Linked DNA regions of Homo sapiens: all the other regions are linked to region 7. Evidence: chromatin loops called from intact Hi-C (ENCODE). Cell type or tissue: A673. All regions are shown on one strand.

Region 1 (4,000 bases), 290 kb before region 7:
CTTAAAAATGTATACAGCAGCTACATTTTTACACGGGGATTTTTCTTCCTCCTCCCTAAATAAAAGTAAAATAATTGCATTAACCAAAACAGCACATGGAACTAAATCATTTAGTAAACACGCATGGAAAAACATTGCTGCCCCAACTCTACCTCATCCACGTAGATAGAAACTTGTCTAGATGCTTTGTGTGTGGACACGTGTGCGAGTGTGCCCACCAACGGGAGTTTTCAGGCTGAAAGCCTGCCTCTCTACTGCCTAACACTTGGACCCTGGGCTGAGGAGACAACTGGCATTTTATGGTTGTCTCTGTCATTGTTTTAGTACCAAAGTTTGGCAGCAACAATCACTTGTTTACTAGTGTAAACAAAAAAAAAACTAAAATTTTAGCTCTGCCATACGAAGCAGATTTATTTCAACACTTGTTCAAATAAGGCTTAATAAAAGACTTGGAATGGGGATGGGCTTATAACCCATAAAGAATCATTTCCATACCCTCAAATAAAGAATTTGGATAGTCATTTAGTAGAGGTTAGACCAAAAACAAAACAAAACAAAAAATCACTTTGTAGTGAATTTCCACACAATTATAGCAGATCTAGGGGCTTACATTCTCTATGATCTTTTAACATAAAGTTTAACACTGAATCAACATGAAAGACATCTTTACTTAATAAGATAATGTCATTGAAGGTAATTGAAAGTTTTTGGAACACAAAAGAGCAGCATGTATCAGCTATTACTACTATCGTTATTCATCAGAAATTCTTTTTAAAAGGTTACTCTGACTACTGGGTAAAATTTTATTAACACTTTTATCTCTCATGACTTAAAAAAAATGTTTAAGCCCATTTTAATAAAGGTCTCATGCTTGATACATTTGCCTGACTTTTAAAAAATAATCTAAAAGGTGCAAAAATGTTTAAAAGACCAGTTGGGTATTTGACATCCTATTCAATACTTTATTTTACTATTTAAGTAAAGAAGACAGAAAAAAATACACATTGTGATTCTGCCTAGATTTCCTTCTATGGAGTTAATCATGAACAGGGGGAAGATTTGAGAGAAAAGTTGTTGCTTATTTAAACAGTTCACCGTGGAACGCTCCCTAGACACCGACAAAGAGGGCACTTGGCACTAAAGTGTTTTTGTAGCTGTGAACTGATGCTAACACAGCCCCGCAGAGAAATCAGAAAAAATCAGTTGCTCTATGCAAATGATCAGTTTGACTTATCTTTTTAGAAACTATCACTTCTACTGGAGAGAAAGAGACAATGTATGTATCTCTACAACTTTCTTAGAAAATGGTAGTGCCTAACCCCTCTCCTCTCTCAAAATTATGATGCAAAGTTTTCCTGCTGCATTATGATCATGAGGAAATAGAGTACTTCAACTTGTGAGGCTGCCTGGATTTCCTTCCGTGGAGCCGATCACGAACCGGAGGCAGATTTGTCACCTATCCAATATTTTGGTCCTTCTTAATTATTGTGTTTATAATCAATCAATTCTATTTTCCACATAAAAAGAGAAAAATAACACAGAGAGGCTAACTTGGACGGCCTGACTGAATGCACCGGATCTCTTGGGATGTGCACAGTACCTCCTGATGGGCCAGGACATTCCAAATGACCAAGCAGCCCTAATAGGAGCCCCCAAAGGACTCTACTGAAAGCAAGTTTGCTCAAATGAAACTGTGGGTATGCCTGGATTTTGTGTTGCCCCCTGTAGTTTGTAAATCACATGAAATAGGCATTTTGATCCCTTTCTCACCACGATCCTTAAAGACAGATAGAGCAGGCATGATTTTACTATTTAAGTTACATGGTTCAAGTAGGTTAAAGAACCTGCCCTATCAGACAATAAAAACTCTATAACTGAATACATTTCCCTTTTTGCTTTGACTGCTAGGGAGCTCAGATCTAAATTTAATATTTGATAACAGTGACTTTACCTATTTTAAAAGATTTTTGATCAGTCATCTTTAAAAGTGTGTGAAATGTTTTGTTGTGTTTGTGACATTACTGTAAGACTATGAAAGGTTTTCTAAATGACTAAAAAAGGTAAGTAATTGGGCCAAGTCAGAAGTAGAAACTAGTCTGGGTACAACTTAAGGGCCCTGCATGATTCTAAATAGGGCAAGATAAAAATTCAGAGAATAATAATAGTAGGTTGGTGCAAAGGTAATTGCGGTCATTGCCATTAAAAGTAATGGAAAGACCGCATTTACTTTTGCATCAACCTAATAATTATGGAAAATAGTAAATTTCCTGTTCCCAACAGTAGTTCCCATTCTACAAGTACACTAATCCCACGAGTCACATAGGCACAAGTGCCAAGCCTTAGTAAACTGTATTTGGGAGACTTGGTTTGATAAAAGCAGAGAAGAGGAAGAGAAAAACTTCCATATCATTTTAATATGTAATTCATTTTAAAGGGTTTTGCCTGAGAAACACAGAGTTACATAAACCCATGTGGATCTGGATAAGGATATCCATACATCAGAAGAGAAGGATGTAAATAAATAGCAAGCTTATAAAAAAAAGTATTGGCAGAAAAATAAAAGGAATACACCAGATGCAGTTTGCCAAATGTGGTCATTTTGTTTTTCAATGAGCAAACTGAAGCCACATTAATCGGCATGTTTTATTTTGGCTTAACTACATTAGGAGGCAGGTGTAATTCAAATTCAATATGGGCCTCTCTGGAACCCATCCTCTGTATCTATCATTAATTCTAGTGTGTCTTCAGTCACGGTGAAAAATCACTCTGATAGTACACAATGTGAAGAAATATTTAGTCCCTATATGTAGTTTAAAATGTGACTTTTAAAATCATGATCCACATTTGTTAAGTCAGGCATGTGAATGAGAATGATCAGTTACACTATCCCCTTTCAGACATTCAATGGGCCCAGGGAGCCCCCAAATCCCCCATCAAACCCTTGGCTTGCCAGGGAGAGACAAAGCTGAGTCCCCCTCTTTCCTCTAAGGAAACGGTGGACTTTTTTAAGAAGATGATTCCATCTTTCCAGAAAAATTGGTAATATTCAGATGTTCTAAAGAAACCTTGCTGTTCAAAACAGTAGTAAACTGAGTTTTATGAGTTTCTATCACAAGCATATAAAATGCTTTGCTGAAACGACCACTGAACTGGAAAAAGTCAGGAAAAATGACCCCGAATTCCATGCGAACACTCATAAATCTACCCCTCCCCATTCTCTCTCCCCAAAGAACATTCTGCATAAAATCCATGTTCCACATCAGCTTACCTCTTGCTTTATAGCAACTCATAATACCGTAACGTGCAGACCAGCAAGTGTGGACTGAAACATGTCCCTTTGTGGAGCTCTTTTCAGGGCATCTAGCATTACTACATAAGCAGATAGTCCGGGTTTTGGCAGAATCTCGGAACAAGGCTGACGGGGTGAAGACACACTGGTCATGAAACCCCAAGGGAAAAAGAAAGTAAAAAAGTAAAACGTAATATGGAGAAGAAAACCCCTGCAGGATGTCCTGAGAAGAGGATTTTGCAATTTAGGGTTATGTTCTTACACAAAAGCAAACACTTAAACAGACTCATTTTCAAGTTGGGTGAGGCTGTCAAAATCTGCTGTCACTTCGTTTAATATTTTGGTTGCACATAAAATTAGGCAATACCCACCTGGGATAAGCCTAAATGGACAGAAGCGGTCTCGGATATATACATGATTTTGCCATCAGATGCTACCACAAAAACAAATCCATCCAAAGTCTGTAAAAGATAAAGTGTCAGAATAAGAGATGATCATTCTACATTAGAGTTAAATCTAACAATGGTACAGTCACTGGGATGGAGGGATGCATCAAATATGACCATCAACACATACTTGCTAAATGCAAAAATGAAGCCCAGGGTCTTAAAAAGGACTGTAGGAAACAGCACCCAGGGTTTAGTTCCCAGGCCAGGCTCTGAAATGCTTTTAAAGCACTTTAGAAACAATCATACATCCACATCACAAAAA
Region 2 (4,000 bases), 510 kb before region 7:
TGACATAACCATGTAGTTTCTGCAAACACCCAATAGTCTAGGTGACTTTAAACACTAAACTTACCTACTTTCTCTTGAAACAAACAAATTATACCTCTCATCCCAACATTTTTTAAAAAGGAGGCACTTTCTTTTGTGTTACACTGTGTCCCTTAGTTTTTGGAGGAGAGCAGAGCTATGAGCTATCTGGGTGTGATGGGCTCACTTGGAGAAGACAGATAGAAAATCTGAGAGCACTGCCAGTCCCCTAGACCTTCTCTGTCGCCTTTTCCTGGGGATGGAGGGCTGGGGCTGGCTACCTTAGCCAGTGCCTGCTCTGAGGCTCCCAGCTGGGGAAGTCCGGGAGTGAGGTGGCCTGGCCTTGCCCTTGGCAGAGCTCCCTGCCCTTTCTCGGAGTTCTGATCATGCTGGTCTTCGGACTTGACCTCCGGACTCTTGGACAGAGTAGTGGATAGGAAGAGTGGCCCTGCCCCAGGTTATTCTCTTGTGAGTGGAAGTTTGGAACTCTTGGCATTTCTGGTGTATTTAGGATGAGTATAACCTGAAATACCCATGTCAGGGCTTTGTATCATGTGTCTGCTTATATTCAAGCACACAACAGATGCTTCACATTTTTGTCCTTCCAGTTTTTTAAACAGCCTGGGGCAGTGGGAGGTGATACTTTTTCACCTGTTCATTGATCAATTGAGGGAGTATTGATTTCCCCTTTCACAAACTTTGGGAATGAAATGCTTGAACATGATTAAAGCAAATATTTGCTCTGTATACACATACATGGACACTCCCTACTAAGCCCCTTATTACATAATAACTTTGGAAAATAATTATTTTCAGAAATGTTCACTTCCCATTGCGGGCCCTCCACTTGGCCTTGTTGATTTTCTTGGATATCTGTGCTGTGGACTACTTTCCTCTCAGCTGCTTATTTCTGACTGAATTCTGCTTTACTTTGGGAGCCCAAGGAATGGAATGAGTACGTGTATGTTGTACATATCCTCATTTCTTAATGTTTATTTTTAGTTTTTGAGGCAGGGTCTTGCTCTGTTGCCCAGGCTGGAGTGTAGTGGTGCAATCATGGCTCACTGCAGCCTCCACCTCCCAAGCTCAAGCGATCCTCCCACCTCAGCCCCCCGAGTAGCTGGGACTACAGGTGTGCATCACCATGCCTGGCTAATTTTTAATACTTTTTGTAGAGACAGGGTTTCGCCATGTTGCCCAGGCTGGTCTTGAACTCCCGAGTTCAAGCAATCTGCCTGCCTTGGCTTTCCAAAGTGTTGGGATTACAGGCATGGCGCTCCCGGCCTCTTAATGTTTATTAACTCTGCTTAGGTGTCCTTGAATCTGCTGTAGAAGGAAATGGCAGAAGTCAAGGTTTTATATGATGTTTTCTTGGAATACAAGTTCTCTAAAGGATTATAGTGCAAATGAATTTGAAGGTGGATATGCACTGCCTGAGGTGGTCTTTCCGGAGGCAGCTGAATTCCTCCTGCATCTAGTCACTGTGCTATGGGTCAGTATTTATAGATCTGGACCACAGAGACTGGGAATGGAATTGGGTTTGTGCTTTGTATTTGGTTTTCTTTCTGGCATCCCTACTTAACAGATCTCAGTCATCCTCACGGAATTAAGTTCCATGGAGAGGATCTTGGCACCCAGTCATCTGCTAAATCCTGCCTGTCCATTTGGCTCATCGCCTGCCTTAGGGATTGGATGCCTGGGCTGGCTTTCTGCTTCCTGTGCCCTGCAAGACACTCTGTTGCTGGGAGTCAAAGATCTCTCACCACAGGGTGTCGCTGCTGAGCTAGGCTGCCTCGCATACAGGACCCTAGAACTATAAAGTTGTTCTTCAGAGATTTAATTTTTTTCTGTCTATATCAGTTTCACATAGTATAATTTTATAGTTTTCCATTATATTGGTGGCACTTTCTTTTGGGTCTGCAGAAATTATTTCAATGTCCCAGTTAATAATATTCATCTTTCATTCAACGTTTACTGTGTCCTAGGTACTATTATAGTATGGGATATGAAAGAACAAAATAAATATGCTAGTTATCTAAATAGTTTTACTGCGTACCAGCTGTGTTTACACAGTTTGGTGCCTTGACACTTGCTCTTTATGACGAATAGCGCAGAAGATTTATGTGCTTCTCCGTTACTGTGATATAACTGGAAAGAATAGTAGCAAGACCCAAAGAGAAAAAACACTCGCCTCAGCGACGGTCAGCCCTTGGCATTTGGGAAGGATGTGCTCGGAGACCTTCATCGACACCCAGACACCATGGTAGCGTGTGATTCCCACTATAAAACCCAGTCATGTGTGGCTCCATCAGTGTCACTGTGCACGATACCAAGAGGAAGCAGGGCTTGGCTGAGATGCAGGCTGTGGGCGGCTGAGCTGGGCTTCCTCCGACCAAGGCTTTCACGTTTAATTGAACCTCCCAGGAGCAGGATTGAAATTTGGGTCTCAGCAAAATGACAAAAAGTTAAACCATAAAACAAACACACAAACACACGTTTACCACACACCTATCTCCGTAGAAAGAAGACTGGGCCAGGTGCAGTGGCTCAAGCCTGTAATCCCAATGCCTTGGGAGGCTGAGGCAGGTGGATCGCTCAAGCCCAGGAATTCGAGACCAGCCTGGGCAACCTGGCAGAATTTCGTATTCTTTACAGAAGATACAAAAATTAGCCAGGCATGGTGGCGCATACCTGTAGTCCTAGCTACTCGGGAGGCTGAGGCAGGAGGATTGCCTGAGCCAGGGAGGTTGAGGCTGTAGTGAGCTATGATTGTGCCACTGCACTCCAGCCTGGGCAACAGAGTGAGACCCTGTCTCAAAAAAAAAAAAAAAAAAAGGAAACAAGACTGGAAGGAAATCTGGTATATATGGGACTTATTTGTGGTGGAGTGCTTAAGGGTGATTTTAATAATCTTTTAAAACTTTCTCTGTATTTTCCAAATTTTCTATAATGATTATATATATAATAAGCCAAATTAGTTATTAGTTATTTTATAATGAGCCAAATTGGTTATTTGTTATGAGTTATTTTATAATGAGCCAAATTAGTTATTAAAAACTAAAAACAAATGACTGCGTGTCATTGGACTTTGAAGGCATCTCACACATGGTCACACTTGAATGTTAAAAGGCAGGGAATCTCATAGGTGTTGATACTTTGGTTAATATTAATATTTGACATATTATTTAGAAAGGGTTCGCTCTGATAGTAAAACACGTGACTCTTGTTCATGGCCTGTGGCAGCTGTGACTTCCAGGGTTAACTGTGAGCTCTGAGTTGGTGTGTGGGGGCCTCCGAGCTGAAGCTGTCCCTTTGCTTCTGTGGGTGGAAGGTACCCCTGGGTGCCCTACCCCTGCTTGGATGTTCCAGTTTCTTGGCAGAGCCCTTTGAACTGTTTCTCCAAGACCATATATATGGGGACCTCTCCATGGCTTCCTCTCTGCAGATGTTGGTGGGTGAGAGACTGATACACCACATGGCTCACTGTGGGGTGTCCGGGGTGCGATCACCTGGTGGCCACCACATCTTCCCGCCACCAGTGGGTGACAGGCAGTCAGCAGCAATACATCTTTACTGTGCTGGGACATGAATGTTTTTGAGAAACACTGATTTTATAGAAGAAACATAATCCTTTCCCTTACAGAACACCAGAAAAAACATAATTCTTTTATATTTTATAGAAACATTTTAATAGATTTTATTTTCTATCGAATCTGATGTTCTAGAGAAAATGTAATTCTTTCCCAGTTGAGAAGCTAGCTGCCTTGTTTCTGTTTCTCTGGGTTCCATTTTCCTTTTTATCTCTGCCAGAGCAATGGCAGAAAGAAAGCACAGGCTGCCACGCTCTGCAGGGTCTCACTGGGAGGGGCAGCTGGCGGGTTAGGACCGGCTGGGACCTGAATCTGTGTGTGGGGCAGAGCCAGCCCCCCACCCTCCACCCCTGCAGAGTTGCCTGCCAGTGGACCCCTTTTGGTCCCCCCAG
Region 3 (4,000 bases), 220 kb before region 7:
GGAGAAGAGTGGGGAAGGGACCCCACATCTCCCCTCTGCCTGCCCTCCCTTCTGCCTGCACCTTGCGGCCTCTCTTGCAGTGAGATGTGGCCGTGGGACTAGATTCCTGCCCATGGGAATGTAAGGAAGTGCCGTTTCTGGATATGGGACTCATGTCTCTGTGTAGGACTCATCTCCTCCATACTCTTTCCCCTTCCCCTGGCTGGAAGCAGGGGAAGGCAAGTGAATTCAGTCACGTAGACAACAAGAAAGCCATGGGGATGGGGGAGCTACACGGGAAAGGGACTTGGGTTTCTGAGTGACTGTGTGGAGCTGAGCAGCCCTCACTACTTGGAACTCCCTGTAAGACAGAAAGAAACTTCTCTGGTCTAAAGCCACAAGGACTTAGCTTTACCCCAAGAACAGAGCACACCCAGTGGAGCACTACGTCTAAGAAGTGTGAGCACCCACAGCATGGAGTGTGCCAGATTGGACAACAGACATTTCCTAAGATTGAGTGACTTTAGGAGAGCAGGGAGTGCCTGGCTCAGGCAAGGTGGCACCTTTGGGGGTCCCAGGTGGCAGACAGAGCTTCGCCCAGGTCGAACTGTGCATGGGCCCAGGGTGCTGGCCAGAGGTGGGGCGGCTGGAGTTCACAGGCCAGGCAGCCAAGGGGTTGGTCTGGCAAGTGGTCTGCCACCATGGACCCAGGCCTCAGACCAAACAGGCTGCTAAAGACACGGGTCCTCAAATCATCTGCAGGCAGGGTCTGGCCTGGGCCCCAGGAGTCCACAGGCAGGGAGCACCCTGGGGAAGAGCTGAGGATGCTGCATCAGAAAAGAGGTAGGGAAGGCGGGGCAGGCCGGAGCACCCACACATGCGCTGCGTGTTAGGCACATACACACACGACCCTATTTAACCCCCAACAGCCCTGACAAGCAGGTGTCATTGAATTCATTGTTGGCACCGTGGCTGTGGCACTGAGTCCAGGAGCCCTGGGTCCTCCTCACCACATCACCCTAGTTAGATGGGCAACTCATTTCTTCTTTGTTTATACTATGTGAAGTTTGGTTTCTTTCCATTTATTTGTCAAATAAGTAAATGTTTTAAAATTTATTTTAATTCTTTTTTTAAAGATAGGATCCTGCTCTGTTGCCCAGGCTACAGTGCAATGGCATGATCACAGCTCACTGCAGCCTCTAACTCCTGGGCTCACGCAATCCTCCTGCCTCAGCCTCTCAAGTAGCTAGGACTACAGGCACATGCCCCTGTGCTTGGCTATTTTTTTCTTTTTTCTTTCAGTAGAGACAGGATCTTACTATGTTGACCAGGCTGGTCTCTAACTTATGGCCTCAAGTGATCCTCCCACCTCAGCCTCCCAAAGTGTTGGGATTCTAGGCATGAGCCACCTTGCCTGGCCAACAAATGTTTTTGAACATTTACTCTGTGCCTGGAACTACATATAGTGTAACAGGGGAGGCAGAATATTAAACAGTTAACATGATAAGTAATGAAAATAGTGAGTGAGCATAAATAGGGTGCTCAGGGGAAGTCTCGTGGAGAAGGTGACATTCAGTTAGTAACTAATTCCCTTGGGAAAGGCTAATGCGAGAACACCGAACACTGTTTAAATGCATGCTCTGAGCTCTTCCCAGCAAAAGTTCTTTCTAAGTGGTTCTCAACAGGGGGTGATTGTGCCTCCCACTCCCAGGGACATTTGGCAATGTTCAGAGACATTTTTTGATGGTCATATCTGGGAGGGGTGCTACTGGCATCTAGTGGGTAGAAGCTAGGGGTGCGGCTAAACAACCCACCACGAACAAGACAGCCTCCGACGACGAAAAGCGATCCAGCTAAAAATGTGAATAGTGCTGGGGTCGAGAACCTGCCCTGGAGGACAGATGTGCTTTTGCTGAAGTCACTTAGAAGGCAAGGTGGCTCCATCTGCCCTTCCCCTCTGCAGCTTGGATAAAGGGTGGACCACACATTGTTCAGCAGAGCAGATGGGAGCGCCTGGCGCCCTGGGATCCCGCATCCTGGCCGCGGTCTGCCGACATGGGGTAAGGAAGAGAAAGATGATGATTTGTACTAACTGGTACAACCTACTGCCAAATCGCCAGGGAAAGCGAATGAAACACATCCCAAGAAACTCTGTTTATGGTGCAGGAAGGGTTTAGTGACTTTACTGCTCAGATTACCATTTGGATATCAGTTTCATCATCGTCAACCTCCAATTTCCTGTTTTGCTTATCTTAGAATGACTCTTTTAAAAAATGTTTGCACTGCTCAGATGGCTTTGGCTTCAAGTTGATTAGATATGGAACTGGTTTATAATGGATTAGAATGCAGGATTTGTTTGCTTTGTAATATTTTAAGAAAGCAATGAAAGAAGCGGCAATGACAGGGAGAGATATTGTATACTTACAGTCTGATTCTTTTTTCATTACCGGAAAAGACAACTAATTTAGGAATGTGGATTATGGCCCTTGGTCCCTTTTTGATTTGTGTTTCACTTCAGGGTTTTCCTGAGTTACAAATCCCTGCAGATTTGTGAGACTTAAGAGGTACACATGTACATTTATTTTTCCTTTTAGCATTTTTTTTTTTAGCCTGCAGGATCCCATGGGGTTTTTTTCCCCCTCCTCCTTTCCTTTATGTGTTTCCTGATAAGCCAATCTGTGTACTGCTTTCCCTGCACTGTCTGTACAGTTGGAAGCATTATTCAAATGAGTCCTGTGAAACTGATGGCCTGTGGCCCCGGTTGTTAAACACCGACACGCTGCTCATTAACACTCAGCATCCGGATATCCTAATTTCAGCTCAGATTTTGGTAAATATATATTTTCTTGATCATTTCCAACTACCATGCAAAGCCACATCCTGTCCTCTCTGAGATGCTTAGAAGAGTGTATTGTGCAGGGACGGCTTTGCAGACAGGCAGCAGGAGGCTACACATGCTGATGTCGGGGCCAGGAGACCATCAGAGTAGTTGAGAGAGGGCTTGCTGTTGGGTCCAAGACTGAGAGCTTAGATTCCTGGGGCTTTCTGGGCCTCAGGGTTAGAGGTTGTCTTTGGCGTATTTCAATATAACCAGTCTTTAGGATCCTTTGATATCATTGTTAGAAACAGTAATGCGTAGTCATGGGCTGAGAACTTGGGACCAGGATCTAGGATTTTTGGTCTCTCAGCCCTGGCTCCCCACTTCCTGGGATAGAACCAAACCAGTGTGTATGGAAGTTGACAGGCACACTGTGCATTGGGGGTTGAGCTGTGTCCCTGCAAGAGATATGTTCAAGTCTGGACTCCTGGTACTTGTGAATGTGACCTTATTTGGAAATGGAGTCTTTGCAGATGTAACTAAGATGGAAGTTATAAGAAGAGGAAAATAGATACAGAGACACACATACAGAGGAGGACACCATGTAAAGGCACAGACATGCGGAGGGATAACAGCCATGTGACAACAGGGATGGAGACTGGGGTTACGCAGTTGCAAACCAAGAGCAACCATTAGAAGATAGAAGAGAGGCATGGAACCAGTTCTTCCTTTGAGTCTCCAAGAGGGAACCAGTCCTGCCAACACCTTCATTTTGGATGTCTGCCTCGAGAACCGTGAGAGAATGGTTTCTGTTATTTCAAGCCAGCCAGTTTGCAATACTTTGTGACTGCAGCCCTAGGAAGCTACTACGGTAGCTCATTAAGGGCAACAAAAGGATTCTTCAACTTCCAATTTTTAGGATAAAAAGAGGCAAATGTATTTAACTCAGAATAATTACACTGAAACTATTTTTTTTAATAAGTGAGAAAACATCAATAGCGGTCAAATGGATCCCATGAATTAGTCAGTAAAGGGGTTAGGGGTAGAATATAGGCATTTGTATTTTTAATCAAAATGAAGAACTAAGCAAGGCACAGATAGAGCCCCCACTCCAGGCTCAGTCTCTGGTGGTTACTAGTTTAGCGGGATAACTGGTCAACCTGGACAGGGCATGTAGATCAGTTTTGAATTTCTTGGTTGCAC
Region 4 (4,000 bases), 66 kb before region 7:
TTCAACGGCTCCTGGTTGAGGGCTCAGTGCTCATCACAGCTGCTTCCTCTCATGGCTTGAGGGAGGGTTGGTGGCTCTGGCTGGCTACTGGGGGAGGAAAGAACTTGGGGCTTGGATGGGAGGCCCAGGTGAGGCCCGGATCTTCTTATGGCCAGCCGTGAGGACTGGACATGATGCCTGGCAGTGATAACAGCTCCCTCGCGGTCATTGGCAAGACTAAATAACAGTCTATGCAGACGTGCTTAGGAAATTATAAGGTCTGAGGCAGGCCAGAGGGTCAGGTTAAGAGGGCAGCAACTAGGTGGCATCCAGGACAGGTTTGGCCTTTGTCCAGAGTGGCAGTGGATGACTCTGCCGTCGTCCCCGGCCCCCCACCAGGCCCTGCCATCAGCTACTCAGCTGCCTCGTCCCGTGAGAGCTGAGCCCCTGCCCAAGCTGGTGAGGCCTTCCCACAGCACACCCTGGAGAAGAGGACACTGCAGGAAGCTGCATGTGTTGTGGCCCAAAATCCTGACTGTCGCTCATCCTCCTGGGGTGGGCATGGATCAAGATTTGCCATTGGTGTCTCAGCATCAGCTGGAACTGAGAAGGGAGGGAGGTACTGTGTTGATTAATATCTGAGAACATTCATTCCAATAAAACTCCTTACTCCTAAACAAGTGGACAGCTGCAAGACCACATTTGATGGGACAGTCCAATTCAGAATGGCTAATATCAGTTTTGGATGTTCTCTCTCTCTCTCTCTCTCTTTCTCTCTCTCTCTCCCGCCCCCCATTCTCTTTCTCTCTCTCTCTCTCTCCATATATATATATATATATATATATATTTTTTTTTTTTTTTCTTTGAGACAGACTCTCACTCACTCTGTTGCCCAGGCTGGAGTGCAGTGGCTTGATCTCGACTTATTGCAACTTCCACCTCTCAGGTTCAAGTGATTCTCCTGCCTCAGCCTCCTGAGTAGCTGGGATCGCAGATGCATGCCACCACACCCAGCTAATTTTTGTATTCACCGTGTTGGCCAGGCTAGTCTTGAACTCCTGACCTCAGGTGATCTGCCCACCTCAGCCTCCCAAAGTGCTGGGATTAGAGGCGTGAGCCACTGTGCGCGGCCTCTTTCTGTATTTTTTATTGTAGTAAAACACACATAACGTAAAATGTGCTATTTCAGCCATTTGAAGTACATAGTTCTGTGACATTAAGTACACGCATATCATGCAGCCATCCACCACCATCCCTCTCCGGAGCTTTCTCCTCCTCCCAGACTGAAAGTCTGTACCCATTAAACTGTAACTCCCCACCCCCCCGCCCTCAGCCCCTGGCACCCGCAATTCTACCTTCTGTCTCTATTAATTTGACTATACTAGGTATCTCATAAAAGTGGAATCACAGGCCGGGCGCGGTGGCTCACACCTGTAATCCCAGCACTTTGGGAGGCCGAGGAGGGTGGATCACGAGATCAAGGGATTGAGATCATCCTGGCCAACATGGTGAAACCCCGTCTCTACTAAAAATACAAAAATTAGCTGGGCATGGCGGCACGTGCCTGTAATCCCAGCTACTCGGGAGGCTGAGGCAGGAGAATCGCTTGAACCCAGGAGGCAGAGGTTGCAGTGAACTGAGATCCCGCCACTGCACTCCAGCCTGGCAACAGAGTGAGACTCTGTCTCAAAAAGAAAGAGAGAGGGAAGGAAGGAAGGAAGGAAGGAAGGAAGGAAGGAAGGAAGGAAGGAAGGAAGGGGAATCACAGTATTTGTCTTTTTGCAATGGGCATATTTCACTTAACATAACATCCTCAAGGTTCAGCCGTGTTGGAGCATGTGTCAGAACTTCCTTTTTCTGGCTGGATGTTGCATTGTGTGGTTACAGCATATTTTGTTTATCCATTCGTCTCTCAGTGCACGCCTGGCCTGCTGCCACCTTTTGACTATTGCAAATAATGCTGCTATGAAGGTGAGTGTGCACACACCTGTTTGAGTCTCTACTTCATGCTTTTGATCTCTTTATATTTTAAGAGACAGTTTTTTGGATGTCACTTCTCATCAGTTCATTCCTGGGAAGCTCAGCTGGGAAGTTACTGGTATCTGTCTCATCCAAAAGGTTAAATCTTCCGGTGTCCTGAGTACACACCAGCAATTAGCAAACGCAGGACCACATTGAAATGCCTGTTGCTGAGATTGTTGTCAGCTAAATGATGGGTGCCGGGTAGATAACAGTGAGGTTGCATTTCACAAATGTGTCATCTGACTTTCAGAAACTTCCCATTTCATACCAACTATGATCTGACAGCACCAAAGAAGCTGCAACATGAACTAAGGTGTACCTAGCTTCAGAGAAGAAAAGTGTAAAAGGAACCTCTTTAATTCATTTCCTCACTGATCCTCGCTATTAAATACATTGCCATCAATTAACTTTTCTATTCTCTATTTGGAAATTTCCTTACTAAAGAAAATTCTATCTGATTCTTTCTAAGTAGACTATGAGGCACTATTAACCTAAGTTATACATGAAGGATTATTTCAAGAAATGGGAGGGAGGAGGGTGGCAGGATGGTGTTGGAAAGCGCTATGGTGTGTGTGGACAACAGTGAGTATGTGCAGAATGAGGACTTCTTCCCCACCCAGCTGCAGGCCCAGCAAGACGCTGTCAACATAGTATGTCATTCAAAACCCACAACAGGCCGGGCGCAGTGGTTCACGCCTGTAATCCCAGCACTTTGAGAGGCCGAGGCAGGCAGACCATGAGGTCAGGAGTTCAAGACCAGCCTGACCAACATGGTAAAACCCCGTCCCTACTAAAAATACAAAAATTAGCCGGGTGTGGTGGCAGGCGCCTGTAGTTCCAGCTACTTGGGAGGCTGAGACAGGAGAATCCCTTGAACCCGAGAGGCAGAGGTTGCAGTGAGCTGAGATTGCGCCATTGCACACCAGCCTAGGTGACAGAGCAAGACTCAGTCTCAAAAAAAAAAAAAAAATTAAACAAAATCCACAGCAACCCTGAGAACAACATGGCCCTCATCACACTGGCTAATGACTGTGAAGTGCTGACCACACTCACTCTAGACACCGGCCGCATCCTGTCCAAGCTACACACCGTCCAACCCAAGGGCAAGATCACCTTCTACACTGGCATCCACATGGCCCATCTGGCTCTGAAGCGCTGACGGGGCAAGAATCACAAGACGCATATCATTGCCTTCGTGGGAAGCCCAAAGGCAATGAGAAGGATCTGGTGAAACTGGCTAAATTCCTCAAGAAGGAGAAAGTAAATGTTGACATGATAAATTTGGGGGAAGAGGAGGTGAACAGAGAAAAGCTGACAGCCTTTGTAAACACGTTGAATGGCAAAGATGGAAGCGGTTCTCATCTGGTGGCAGTGCCTCCTGGGCCCAGCTTGGCTGATGCTCTCATCAGTTCTCCGATTTTGGCTGGGGAAGGGGGTGCCATGCTGGGTCTCGGTGCCAGTGACTTTGAATTTGGAGTAGATCCCAGTGCTGATCCTCAGCTGGCCTTGGCCCTCGGGTTTCTATGGAGGAGCAGCAGCAGCGGCAGGATGAGGAGCCCAGACGAGCAGCTGCAGCCTCTGCTGCTGAGGCCAGGATTGCTACAACTGGGACTGAAGGCTCAGACGAGGTCCTGCTGAAGATGACCATTAGCCAACAAGAGTTTGGCCATACCGGACTTCCTGACCTAAGGAAGAGGGGATTGCTTATGTCATGAAGATGTCCCTGCAGGAGCAGAGTTTGGCCAGGCGGAATCAGTAGACATTGATGCCAGCTCAGCCATGGACACTTGCCAGCCAGCCAAGGAGGAGGATGATTACGACGTGATGCAGGATCCTGAGTTCCTTCAGAGTGTCCTGGAGAACCTCCCAGGTGTGGATCCCAACAATGAAGCCATTTGAAACGCTGTGGGCTCCCTGGCCTGCCAGGCCACCAAGGATGGCAAGAAGGACAAGAAGGAGGAAGACAAGAAGTGAGACTGGAGGGAAAGGGTAGCTGAGC
Region 5 (4,000 bases), 430 kb before region 7:
GGTAGAGGCATTTATTGCTTTGCATGGCGCCATGTAAACTGAAATTTGTGCATATCAGAACAGTGTCCTCACTTTACACTGTTTGCAATGGACATGCGTGACTTTCAGTTAATGTGGGACCATGCAAAGTGAGAACTGCCTGCATTAGCAAATTACTAATTTAAGGTAATCAAAGTAAGATGCTGCCTGGAGAAATTACCTTGTATGTATGTCTGTGTGTGTGTGTGGTTTTACGTGCTAGTAAATCTTAGTTCCTTTGCTCTGGTTTTCTGATTTCAGAATACATTAGCTGTTTCATGCACTGGCTCATACCCGCCTCATAACTTGAGGTGAGGGAACTTGATCCCTAGATGTGGTTTTCTCTTAACTAGGTGATTATTGGTGGTGGGTGCTATTTGGACATTCATTTTTTTTTCCTTCCTTCTATTTTTCTTTTTGTTGCTGGGGGGACTGTGTTACCTTACCTGATGATATACTTCCTAGAACAGTTTATGTTTTTATGCTTTCTTAGTGTGTTAATTGGGTCTGGAGGGTTTCAAAGGACTACTATTGGCGGTGGTGTGTGTTATTTATGTCTTTTCGACCCATAGAAGCCGTGGTATTTATTTGCAATCTGAGATAGATTCTATTTTGGAAAGTCTCACCTATGTTCATTGCCATTTGTATGTCCTTTAAAATGAAAGCCTTCCGCAGTCTAAATAGCAGAAGTGTTCTGATACTTCATAGCTGTTTTAACCCTGTAGGGGTCCCACCTAGATGTTCTGGCCTACCTTTTTCCCCTCCAGTTCTCTTCCATGTGAGCAAGTCTGGAGTAGCGCTTTTCAACCAAATTTGACCAATACTTTAAAAAAGCTTTTTGAAATATAAACCACATCCCATACAATTCAACCACTTAAAGCATACAATTAATTCGGTGGTTTTTAAAATTATATTCTCACTTGTATGGTCATCACCACACTCAAATTTAGAACTTTTTAAAATCACCCCAAAAAGAAACCCTGTACCCATTAGCAGTCACTCCCCTTCCCCCTGCCCCCCACCCACCAGCCCTGGGTGTCACCATCTACTTTCTGTTTCTATGGATTTGCCTGTTCTGGACATTTCATAGCTATGGAATCATATAACATGCGGCCTTTCACCTCTGGCTTCTTTGATCTAGCATAATATTTTCAAGATTCACCCATGTTGTAGCATGTCCATATCTCTTTTTATAACAAATATTTTGGGCCAGGTGTGTGAGCTTACACCTGTAATCCCAGCACTTTGGGAAGCCAAGGAGGGCAGATCACTTGAGCTCAAGAGTTTGAGACCAGCCTGGGAAACACAGAAAAACCCCATCTCTACAAAAAAATACAAAAATTAGCCAGGTGTGGTGGCGTGCACCTGTGGTCCCAGCTACTTGGGAGACTGAGATGGGAGTATCGCCTGAGCCTGGGAGGCAGAGGTTGCAGTTAGCCATGATTGTGCCATTTCCAGCCTGGACAATAGAGCGAGATCCTGTCTACAAACAAACAAACATTTTGTACTGCCACCTTTAACCTTTTTTTTTTTTTTTTTTTTTTTTTTAGATGGAGTCTTGCTCTGTTGCCCAGGCTGGAGTGCAGTGGTGTGATCTCGGCTCACTGCAACCTCCATCTCCCTGGTTCAAGCAGTTCCCCTGCCTCAGCTTCCCGAGTAGCTGGGATTACAGGCACACATCATCAGGCCCAGCTAATTTTTTTTTTTTTTATTTTTAGTAGACACAGGGTTTCACCATGTTGACAAGACTGGTCTCGAACTCCTGACCTCAGGCAATCCACCCGCTTTGGCCTCCCAAAGTGCTGGGATTACAGGCGTGAGCCACCATGCGTGGCCAACTTCTTGAAGTTGGATTTATACATTATATAAACGATCTATACAGATAATTCTAAAAACCAATATAGAAATAAAAAGTTAAAGAAAATAATATGCATCGGAATATGTGCTCATATCTGACTGTTAAGAAGATGTGATGAAATAGACACATGCACCTATACAAAAAAAAAACATGAATATGATGGCTGCAAGGTCTTGGGCAGCCTGGACACTATGAATAGTGTAGCCTGAGATGATCTGGTCTCAGAGTGCGAAACAGATTGTGCTTGTATGGACTTTACCCAACTCCCCCTTGATTTACATGGTGGTCCTATCTTTGGAATATTTAGAGTTTAATACCGCTGTACAGAAAGTACTTGCTGTGTACCCGCAAAAATAGAATCAGATTCTCAAGTCAGATCATTGTGAACAAGTATTTCATCTAAATGTGTGTCCAGTGGAATATTAAAAATTTGTTTTAATAGTGGGAGAATCTTGTTGTCCAGGGCTGACCTTGTGTGTTGCAAGACATCGTGAATCCTTGGCCCCTCTGAGCACTACGTTCTGGTCATTATGACAACCAGAAAAATAGAGTTCTGAAATGTCCCCTAGGGGGCAGTCCTGCACCCACAGAGGACCTCGCTATGGGGTCCTTCCTGTGACCTCTGCTTCCTCAGTGCACTCAGTACTTAAGCTTTTCCCCACCTTGAACTGCTCAAATTATTAGTCCTACTCTCATAAACAGGAGGAAAACCAGCGCCTAAGAAGTCACTCCCCCTGCAGAGCTCCAAGGATCTGTACAGTCTGCACTTCCTTTTGATGCTTGTCTTACTGTTCCCTGTTAAAATGAGCTTTTTAAATGAGCATCACTCTAAGCGTCCTTCCCCGTGCCCCAGATGTGCCTGTCTCTGGTGGGAACCCCGGGAGCTTTTGTTCCTGTGGTAGAGTAATAGGGTGCCATTATAGCAGTGATTGTTCAGTGTTCTTAGTTGTGTACCCCTAAAATAATTTTGAAAATCTGTAAATCCCCTTACACGTGTTTAAGCTGACATCTAACAGTTCTCATCAAAAGCTTAATTGTAGGATGTGATTTTTAACATATGACAAATATTGACGTTCAAAGAGTCTCATGTCTTTCTAAAATTTATCCAATGAATTTAAATGCCATACCTATTTGATGCCTGCCATTATCCATTAAAAGTTATATGAGACTCTTTTTTAATAGTCAAAATTTCACATCGTTATTTTATATTTTTGAACTCATATTTCCATTCTTCCCCATAGAACAATATACTAATATAACCCATTTTTATGCTTGAAAAGTCTTTTATTAATCACTCCAGGATGCTTTTCTACAACAAAAACAAATGTTAATTCCATTTGGATGGAATTAATTTTTAAAAACAGCATTGCCACTCAGTTTTTTTGAAATGTTTACAAGTTATATGCCAAAAATTATATTGCACTCTCATCAGTAATTATTTTTATTGACTTAATAACTCAGTTAGGTCCTCCTTCAGTTTTGTTGAAAGCAAAGAACTGGAACCCACCTGATTTGTGAAAGAATCTGTTACTGGTTATTAGAGTTATTCACTTTATTAATATCTGAAGGATAGTTAAGAGACTTTACTGTGACTTACCAAATTGTTATCATTATACCTGTTAGTGCTTTAGTTAAAGACATTTAGTTTAATCTGCTGTACTTAAAACTATTTGAGAAAATTGAAATGGTTAATTTTAATACTACCTCATCAATACAATAACATACTTAAAAAAACTTGTATTTTATCCCATGTTTTAAACATACTGTTATAAAAACCTTGATCTGCACATTTTTTGCTGTCATCAGAATTTTGTATGACCTGTCTGTTGCCCCATGGAGGTTTTTACGCTTCCAGGATACTTCCTTCCATAGTTACACCCAGGGAGGGTGAGTGCTCTCCCTTTCTTTGTCACATGGGAGAAAGGCAGTTGTTTAAGGAGAGGTTTAAAGATAGAGCTTTGTGTGCCTGAACTCCAAGCTCGCTCCGAAATAACGTGTTTTAGGAAAGCACATATGGGAGAGTGAGGCTCTGTGGATTTTTTTGCCCTTAAGACCATTTGTACCTGTGTGCCCTCTTGGGAAGGTGTTTTACTGCAGTTTGAAGGTGGCTCTATTTTAGGACAT
Region 6 (4,000 bases), 170 kb before region 7:
AGTGGCCCCCCAGTTCTACTGTCTGACCTTGAATCCTTCAGGGCAGATGGGAGAACTTGTGAATTATGTGTCTGTTTGGTGCCTGACACGGAGCCAGGAATGGAGGAGAGCTTCACGAATTCTGAAGTGTGTACACGTGCATTCTCCTCCCACCCCCTTTTTTTGCTGTTGGTGACTCACCCCGGCTGGATCTGTAGTGATGCGGGCTGTGAGGCCTGGTGGGCAGGTGCACCTGACAGCCAGGAGAGAGAGATTCCAGAGATCCCAGTTGGGAGACGTGCACAGAAGACCCGGGCAGCCGGGCTTATGCTAAATAAAATTAGTTCACATTCAAGGCCTCCCTTATTCTGCAGAGGACGTGGCCCAGGTGTGCAGGTGGATTTGGAGGGAGAAGTGAGGGAAGCAGCCCACCGACAGTGAGAAGTGAGGGGTAGGGGCCGGGGTCTGGGGGCTGGCAGGGGAGCCAGGTGGGCGATGGGCCTCAGCCAGTGCAGAGGGGTGTGACCCGCCGAGGCCCCTCTGCCTTCATTTAGACTTTCTAAGGCCAGGCCACCTGCCATACGACCTGGGGTTTGAGCCTGCGTCTGGCTACCCCAAAGGACAAGCAACCAAGGGCTGGAGATAGGAGTGGAAGCAGCAGCCCGGCTCCCCGTTTCTGCTGCTGGGAAGTGGATGGAGCTCTCAGGTGCTTGCACCTTCCCGTAGGCAAGCTCTCCTGAGGAGGAACTCCACACAAAGCAGGACTAGCCGGCAGGCTGGAAGAGAAACCCTTGGATCCACCTCTTGGGTGGCTCTCAACCTGAAGTCAGGACTTGGTGACTCCTCTCGCTTAAAAGGATAATTTTTTTAAGAAGGAGATCATTTTCTTTGCAGGGAAATGGATGGAGCTGGACGCCGTTATCCTTAGCAAACTAACACAGGAACGGAAAACCAAATACCGCATGTTCTCATTTATAAGTGGGATCTAAATGATGAGAACTCAGGAGCACAGAGAAGGGAACAACACACACTGGGGCTGACTTGAGGGGGAGGGTGGGAGGAGGGAGAGGAGCAGAAAAGATAATTACTGGGTACGGGGCTTAATACCTGGGTGGTGAAATAATCTGTGCAATAAACCCGTGATGCTAATTTAACTATATAACCAGCCTGCACACGTACTCCCGAAACTAAAATAAAAGTTAAAAATAAATAAATTAACAGGGCTGGGTACGGTGGCTCAAGCCTATAATCTCAGCACTTTGGGAGGCCGAGGCAGGTGGATCTACTTGAGGTCAGAAGTTCGAGACCAACCTAGCCAACATAGGAAAACCTTGTCTCTACTAAAAATACAAAAATTAGCCAGGCATGGTGGCGGGGGCCTGTAATCCCAGCTACTTGGGAGGCTGAGGCAGGGGAATTGCTTGAACCCGGGAGGCGGAGGTTGCAGTGAGCTGAGATCATGTCTGCACTCCAGCCTGGGCAACAGAGCAAGACTCTGTCTCACATAAATAAATAAATAAGCACCAAAAAAATCTTTTTTTAAATATTGAAATCATGCTCGATGCAAGAGAAGCTGCCAAGATAATCAAAGAGCTCCTGTGTATCTTTTCCTCAGTTTACCCTGATGGCTCCATCTTCTGTAACAGTGGTCCAGTAGCAAAATGAGAAACTTGGCATTGGCACAATGTGTATGCAATCGTTCTAAGTCTTTTTATCACATGTTAAAATTCATGTAACCGCCACTATGATCAAGACACAGAACTGTTCTAGGGGTGACCCCTTTCATAACAAATCTTTTATAACAGCCTTTTTACCATCCTGAAACAAAAACCACAGACGATAGTGCAGATTCCTGTTACATATACCTATCACGACACAGAATCTGAAATGAGAGACATGCATTAAGTACACATAATATATTAAGTGCAATATGAAGGAAATACAAGGAAAGTGGAGGGTTGTAATAAAGTAAAATATATTCAATGCCTAATGTGCTTGAGCACTCACTCTATCTACACTAGAAGACACAATGAAGCCATCAGAAAGAGGCAATTGAAGGAATCCACAGCCACAAAGAGGGGCTGATGCAGGTGTAATATACCGAGGCCTCAAAACCACAGATGCAATTTGTCATGAGACTAAAACAAAGTACAGTAGTTGCATTCCTGGAAATACAGCACAAAATCCACTTTATGTTCCTATGGAGTGAGTTTCCAGGCTCAGACGGTCCTAAGCGGGTTTGTCATTTACCTGAATGGTGTGTGGGGTAAAGGACAACTCTCTACAGAGAGGACAATTCTGGCAGGTCCTGGAGCACCCCTGGCTCCTGTCCCCTCAAGGCCAGGAAGTCCCCCACTGTAATCCTGCCAATCACAAAGGCTTCCTCGAATTTCCAAAATAGCCCCTAGGGGGCAGTCCTGACCCTGCTGAGAACCGCCGGCCTATTGGATACTGAGGCCATGTGCCCGGCAGTGTGCCAGGCTGGGGAGGGAGGAGGGAGGGTCGGGGAGCACAGATGAAACACACATGGTGTCCAGCCCTGTGAAACGTGCCCTCTCATTAGATTCAGGTCACTAGATATAGCAAATGAAAATATTGCACGGGACATGTTTATACTCAATATTATTTGTTGTTTATCTGAAATTTAAATTTAACTGGGTGTCTTGTGTTTCGTCTGGCAGCCCTACTGATAACACAAAGGCCATGGAGACAGGATGGCTGGTGCTGTCCTTGGGGACCAAGGGGACTCGGAGGAGGGGTCTGTAGAAGGAGACGTGGAGACTGTTTCTGGCATGGGAGTGGCCTCTGCCTTTTGCAGGGTTTTACACACTCAGTAGCTCCTGAATGCCCACGCTGATTCAGGAGGTGACATTATTATCCCTAGCTTGCCAGTGAGGCAATTGAGGTGTCAAGAGGCCACATGACTCCCCCAAGACGCATCTCACAGGGGCAGGAGGCAGGTGCCGATAGAACTCTCCCCGTGATGGTCAGTGGAGCCTCCACACTGGGGTGGCAGGGTGTGCTGGGAAAAGCAGTGGCGGGAGGGCAGGCACGGAAAAGCAGTGGCGGGAACCTCTGCCATCTCCGGACAAGGCATCCTCGCAGGAACAACTGAGGTCAGAGGGCTTGGTTTAGGATGTGGGGATGGTCAGCAAATGCAGGCTTAGAAAGTGGTGAAGGTCTGTGTGGCTGCAGAAGCCAGAAACTATCAGGAACGTGGAAAGAAACCTGTTTTATGATTTTTGGGTTTTTCGTTTTGTTTTGTTTTTAGACAGGAGTCTAGCTCTGTTGCCCAGGCTGGAATGCAATGGCTTGATCTCGGCTCACTGCAACCTCTGCCTCCTGGGTTCAGGCGATTCTCCTGCCTCAGCTTCCCGAGTAACTGGGATTACAGGCATGCACCACCACGCCTGGCTAATTTTTGTATTTTTAGTAGAGATGGGGTTTCGCCATGTTGGCCAGGCTGGTCTCAAACTCCTGACCTCAGGTGATTCACCCGCCTCAGCCTCCCAAAGTGCTGGGATTACAGGCATGAGCCATTGCGCCCTGCCAATAAACCTGTTTTAAATCGCAGCACTTTGGGAGGCCGAGGGGGGCAGATCACCTGAGGTCGGGAGTTTGAGACCAGCCTGACCAACATGGAGAAACCCGTCTCTACTAAAAATACAAAATTAGTTGGGCGTGGTGGCACATGCCTGTAATCCCAGCTACTTGGGAGACTGAGACGGGAGAATCACTGGAACCCAGGAGGCAGAGGTTGCAGTGAGCCGAGATCACGCCACTGCTCTCCAGCCTGGGTGACAAGAGCGAAACTCCATCTCAAAAAAAAAAAAAAAAAAAAAAAAAAAAGAGCTGCTTTGCACCAAGGAGCCCGGCCCACCAGGAAGAGAAGGGGATAAGACGCGTGCCCTTGTTCTTAAGAAACATGTGCTGGCCTCCCCTCAGCAGATGCCTCCAGATAAGCCCAGCACCCACAGTCCTGCACACTTGCCTTCCCGGCCCTTCACCACCCACAGGGATG
Region 7 (4,000 bases):
CTGTAATCCTGGCACTTTGGGAGGCCGAGGTGGGCAGATCACGAGGTCAGGAGTTGGAGACCAGCCTGGCCAATGTGGTGAAAGGCTGTCTCTACTAAAAACACAAAAATTAGCCAGGCATGGTGGCATGCGTCTGTAATCCCAGCTACTCGGGAGGCTGAGGCAGGAGAATTGCTTGAACCCAGCAGGTGGAGGTTACAGTGAGCTGAGATCGAGCCACCGCACTCCAGCCTGGGCAACAGAGCAAGACTCCGTCTCAAAAAAAAAAAAAGAGGAAGCTACCTGTCTCAGGTAATCCTTTCAAACACCGTCAGGCATATGCTGCATCCCCATTTTACAGAGAGGAAAATGGAGGCCAAGGTCGGTGAAGTGAAATGTGCAAAGACCCACGGCAATTTATTGCTTAAGACAGAACTAAGCCCCTCTTCTAGCTCCAAAGTCCATGGTTTTCCACTCTCACCTCCCACACCCCCTTTCTCACCATCCCACACACTCCGGCAGCCCCAACTTGGGGGAGAAGCTGACAGTCACTTGGCTCGCTGGCCTAAGGTCCCCTGCCACCAACAAGGACAACTCCCTTGCCAGCCTTCCACCCACCCGCCTGGTTTAAGGTCTAACGCTAATATTAGGTGCTGCCTGGCCTCTAAAACTGGAAGGGCCTTGAATGGCTTAACTGCAAGCTCCCCTCCCCACTCTCCAGCCGGGCCTTATCATGGCCCCAGGCGCATCTCCTGTTTATCCCTGAGCAGCAGGCTTCACTTCCCAACCACCCCAGGAATTAGTCACATGAGCCCATCACATCCTCCTGTGGGAACCAGGGGGACCCCGTCCTCTTGTTACTGCAAAGCCGGCTGCCCACCACCCCTGCGGTTCACTCTGCCCTCGAGTGCTGCCCCGTGTGGCCCTGCCTGGACGGAGTACTCCCCCTCCCAAGCTGTGAGTGATGCGACTAGCAAACAGCTGTGCACCTCAGGTGTCCCGTGTTGGATGCTGTGTTTGACCATCCCGAAACCCCAGTGTGGGAATCCCTCCCTCACCAACAGGGTGGAAAGGAGGCGATCAAAACGCACCTCTGGTGCAGGGGCCGTGGGGAGAGAGCTGCTGCTAGGGGGTGGGCAGGCCACCTGGCCAGCCAGGCAATGTGGCGGGGCAGTGGCCCAGTGACATCAAGGATTAGGAGACAGGCCACGTCTAAGGCGGCCTTGAATATCGAGGATTCTGTGGAAATCAAAAGGACAAACAACTCAAATGCCTCTGGTGTCAACGACAACCAGCAGACATGTCAGTCCTGGAGGCATGGTCGGACTCTGGATGGGACAGTCACGGGAACAGCTGCCTATCTGATAAGGGGCCGCCAGGGAATTCACAGCAGTTTCCAACAGCAGAGCCCCACAGAGAGCAGGGACAAGAGACCTGGGCCCGGGAAGGAGACAGGGACAGGACTCTTTGGGGCAAGTAGGAGAGAAGGATTAGCAATACCGCCCCCTAGTGGCTTCCGCAAGTGCCCGGCCTGTTAGGAACCCGAGTTCCTTGCTTTGGGGGTGGCGGCAGTCACAGGGCATTTACTCCTTCCTGTAACTGTCACGTGAAAGCAGAATGACACCGGCATGGGGGGTGACTTTTCCCCAACACTCAGCCTCTTGGGTCGTGGAATATGGATGCTTGTCATGAAATGGCTGAGCTCCAAGTATTCCATTCCCCTTCAAATTTTCCAGACTTCCCAATCTCCCCCATCGGGGGTTCCCTACGCTGAGGGCCTGGAGTCTCCTGAGCTTTGGAAATTGCATGTGTCCGGCTCACTTGCAGAGGCTGACTCCGGATCTGGACAAAGCCCAGGCTTGAGGTGATGTTCTTTTGTTTTGCTTTTGAGCACAGCCAGCTCCACAGACTCAGAGGGCCGGAGGAGACAAGGAGGAACTCGAGGGAAGAGAAGACCTGGAGCAGGAGGGGCTGACACCAGCCCTCACTTCATCCCAGACTATACAGACTCACCAAGGGCTCTGACCAGGAACAGAGACCAGAGTGATTTCAAAGAAAGAATCTGTGATGACACTTGAAATGGCTTTTATAGATAATATTTGATGACGGAAGGAGACATCAGGTTGTTCTGGGTATTAAGAAAACAGAGGCTGGCCGGGTACGGTGGTTCACGCCTGTAATCCCAGCACTTTGGGAGGCCAAGGCGGGTGGATCACAAGGTAAGGAGTTCGAGACCAGCCTGACCAACATGGTGAAACCCCGTCTCTACTAAAAATACAAAAATTAGCCAGGCACGGTGGCAGGCGCCAGGTACTTGGGAGGCTGAGGCAGGAGAACCACCTGAACTCGGAGGGCGGAGGTTGCAGTGAGCCGAGATCACGCCACTGCACTCCAGCCTGGGCAACAGAGCGGGACTCCATCTCAAAAAAAAAAAAAAAAAAAAAAAAATACCAGCACTTGGGAGGCTAAGGTGGGAGGATCGCTTGAAGCCAGGAGTTCAAAACCAGCCTGGGTAACATAGTGAGACCCCAGGAATGAGATCTACAAAAGAAAAAATTTAAAAATGAGCATGGTGGTGCATGCCTATAGTCCCAGATACTCGGGAGACTGAGGCAGGAGGATTGTTTGACCCTGGAGGCTGCAGTAAGCCAAGATGGTACCACTGCACTCCAGCCTGGGCAACAATGAACCCCTATCTCAAAAGAAGAAAAAAGGGCCAGTCTATTACCCCCTCTGTATAATCATTGCTACAAATTTGTTACAGACTCTTTGAAAGGGGCAACACCTGTTGCTTCACGCCATCACTCAGAACTGAAACTTGAGGGAAAAACAGCCCTCTCTGCAGGGGACCCACATCAGTGGAAATATTTTCCCCTCCATGCTGACCTTGTCTACGCTAAGGCAGGACATAAGGTACAGGGGCCAGCAGAAGAAAGTGCCCTCCACAACCACCACCTCTCACAACTGAGTGCTTAAAACCACCACAGAATTTGCTAAAAGCAGGACATGGAAGGTAACAGCTAGATGACACGTGGTTCTGCCTTCGATCTGGGACAAAAGGGCCAGGCCAGAGACGGAGGACCACCCAACTGCATCCCCAGAGGCTGCGCACAGGCAGGCGTGGGGTCGACTCCCAAGGGGAGGGTGACAGGGAGGCCGGGTGACGAACAGGGCAACTCCAGACAAAATGGGGATTCATGCCAAGTGGGGAAGCAGTGGGGGACCCCAAAACACCCAGCCTGCCCAGAGAACACACCGGGTACCCTAGATGACAAGGATATCCTGCTCCTAGAAAAATCTAGAACGCCCCATCCGATCACTTTCCGTTCTCTCTTGCGTTGCCTCTCGACCTTCTCGGCTCGGCCCTTCTCACTCCAGGCTACAACCCAGTCTCCAACCCAGCTCTCCCAGGGCGCCTCACCACTCTGTTTTCCCTGTATTTACTTATGTTGGTCTCCCCAAGCCAGGATGTAGGCCCCAAGAGGGTGGTGGCTTTTGTCTGGTTTGTTCCTGAGGTGTCCTCTGGTACCCAGAGGATATTTGATAGACATTTCTTGAATGAATGAATGAATGAATGAATGAATGAATGAACAAAGGCATGGCCATGCACATACTGCTTTCATCATCCTCTCCCACCCCTGTCTGCTCAACAGTGTTCCACTCTGGGTCTGGCCATCGGGGCGGAAGCCGGTATCTAAGGCCACTCTGTTCCCAAGACCGGACAGGGGCGCGGATCACTTAGAGGAGGTGGGGCGGAGACATGGGACCTTCAGGCCTAAGGAAGCAGGACTGCTGAGTGGATTCAGTGGGGACAGTGACCCCCAGTGGCCACTGAGAATTTGTGCATGAAAACAAGTGTGTTACTTCAATATGCCAGGCAAGGGAAGTACAATCTGGCTCAGCTTCCAGCTGCATTAACTCAGTCTCTCGTTTCTCTGTGGGTGACCCCCCCCTACATTTTCTCTTACCCCTCTCCCCTACCAAAGCAAACAAAGTCCAAGGTTTTCTAGCTGTAGAGACT

Evidence for each region. Peaks named below come from ENCODE experiments on the same cell type or tissue, not always from the same donor. Only the 100,000 strongest peaks of a DNase experiment are listed, where the experiment ranks them.
Region 1: a loop joins it to region 7, with 3 times the contacts of the local background. A loop is called at or near these places in 4 of 110 quality-filtered maps.
Region 2: it touches region 7 in a loop (8-fold over the local background); 59 of 110 quality-filtered maps call a loop at or near these places.
Region 3: a loop joins it to region 7, with 7 times the contacts of the local background. A loop is called at or near these places in 6 of 110 quality-filtered maps.
Region 4: it touches region 7 in a loop (3-fold over the local background); 14 of 110 quality-filtered maps call a loop at or near these places.
Region 5: a loop joins it to region 7, with 2.3 times the contacts of the local background. A loop is called at or near these places in 3 of 110 quality-filtered maps.
Region 6: a loop joins it to region 7, with 3 times the contacts of the local background. A loop is called at or near these places in 27 of 110 quality-filtered maps.

What each region holds. Positions count from the first base shown.
Region 1 is chr21:36,712,283-36,716,282 of GRCh38, reverse strand. It overlaps SIM2 (SIM bHLH transcription factor 2), which reads right to left. Exons shown (of 11, transcript NM_005069.6): 3 at 3,661-3,750. Among named protein-coding and RNA genes, the nearest start is that of SIM2, 15 kb to the right of the region's middle. In A673, no CTCF peak of the experiment used is centred here; a DNase peak (open chromatin) is centred at 2,312; H3K27ac peaks cover 3,277 bases.
Region 2 is chr21:36,925,595-36,929,594 of GRCh38, reverse strand. The region is part of intron 5 of HLCS (holocarboxylase synthetase); the gene reads left to right. Among named protein-coding and RNA genes, the nearest start is that of HLCS-AS1, 39 kb to the left of the region's middle. RefSeq lists a silencer at 1,650-1,842. In A673, a CTCF peak has its summit at 1,779 (motif pointing right); a DNase peak (open chromatin) is centred at 1,744; H3K27ac peaks cover 703 bases.
Region 3 is chr21:36,638,815-36,642,814 of GRCh38, reverse strand. It overlaps LOC105369308 (a long non-coding RNA gene), which reads left to right. Exons shown (of 3, transcript NR_188246.1): 2 at 1-4,000. Among named protein-coding and RNA genes, the nearest start is that of SIM2, 58 kb to the left of the region's middle. In A673, a CTCF peak has its summit at 1,772 (motif pointing left); DNase peaks (open chromatin) are centred at 1,704 and 2,454; H3K4me3 peaks cover 773 bases; H3K27ac peaks cover 4,000 bases.
Region 4 is chr21:36,485,958-36,489,957 of GRCh38, reverse strand. The region is part of intron 2 of CLDN14-AS1 (CLDN14 antisense RNA 1); the gene reads right to left. It also overlaps a transcript of CLDN14 not described here and the pseudogene PSMD4P1. Among named protein-coding and RNA genes, the nearest start is that of CLDN14, 7.8 kb to the right of the region's middle. In A673, no CTCF peak of the experiment used is centred here; a DNase peak (open chromatin) is centred at 1,837; H3K27ac peaks cover 3,857 bases.
Region 5 is chr21:36,853,103-36,857,102 of GRCh38, reverse strand. All of the region lies in intron 6 of HLCS (holocarboxylase synthetase), which reads left to right. Among named protein-coding and RNA genes, the nearest start is that of HLCS-AS1, 110 kb to the left of the region's middle. RefSeq lists an enhancer at 2,280-2,574. In A673, CTCF peaks have their summits at 2,260 and 2,459 (motif pointing right); a DNase peak (open chromatin) is centred at 2,472.
Region 6 is chr21:36,587,955-36,591,954 of GRCh38, reverse strand. No RefSeq gene overlaps it. Among named protein-coding and RNA genes, the nearest start is that of SIM2, 110 kb to the left of the region's middle. RefSeq lists an enhancer at 2,260-2,309 and a silencer at 2,440-2,499. In A673, CTCF peaks have their summits at 2,181 and 2,384 (motif pointing right); a DNase peak (open chromatin) is centred at 2,424; H3K27ac peaks cover 515 bases.
Region 7 is chr21:36,419,907-36,423,906 of GRCh38, reverse strand. No RefSeq gene overlaps it. Among named protein-coding and RNA genes, the nearest start is that of CLDN14-AS1, 8.4 kb to the left of the region's middle. In A673, CTCF peaks have their summits at 1,508 (motif pointing left) and 3,795 (motif pointing left); DNase peaks (open chromatin) are centred at 1,456 and 3,766; H3K27ac peaks cover 2,754 bases.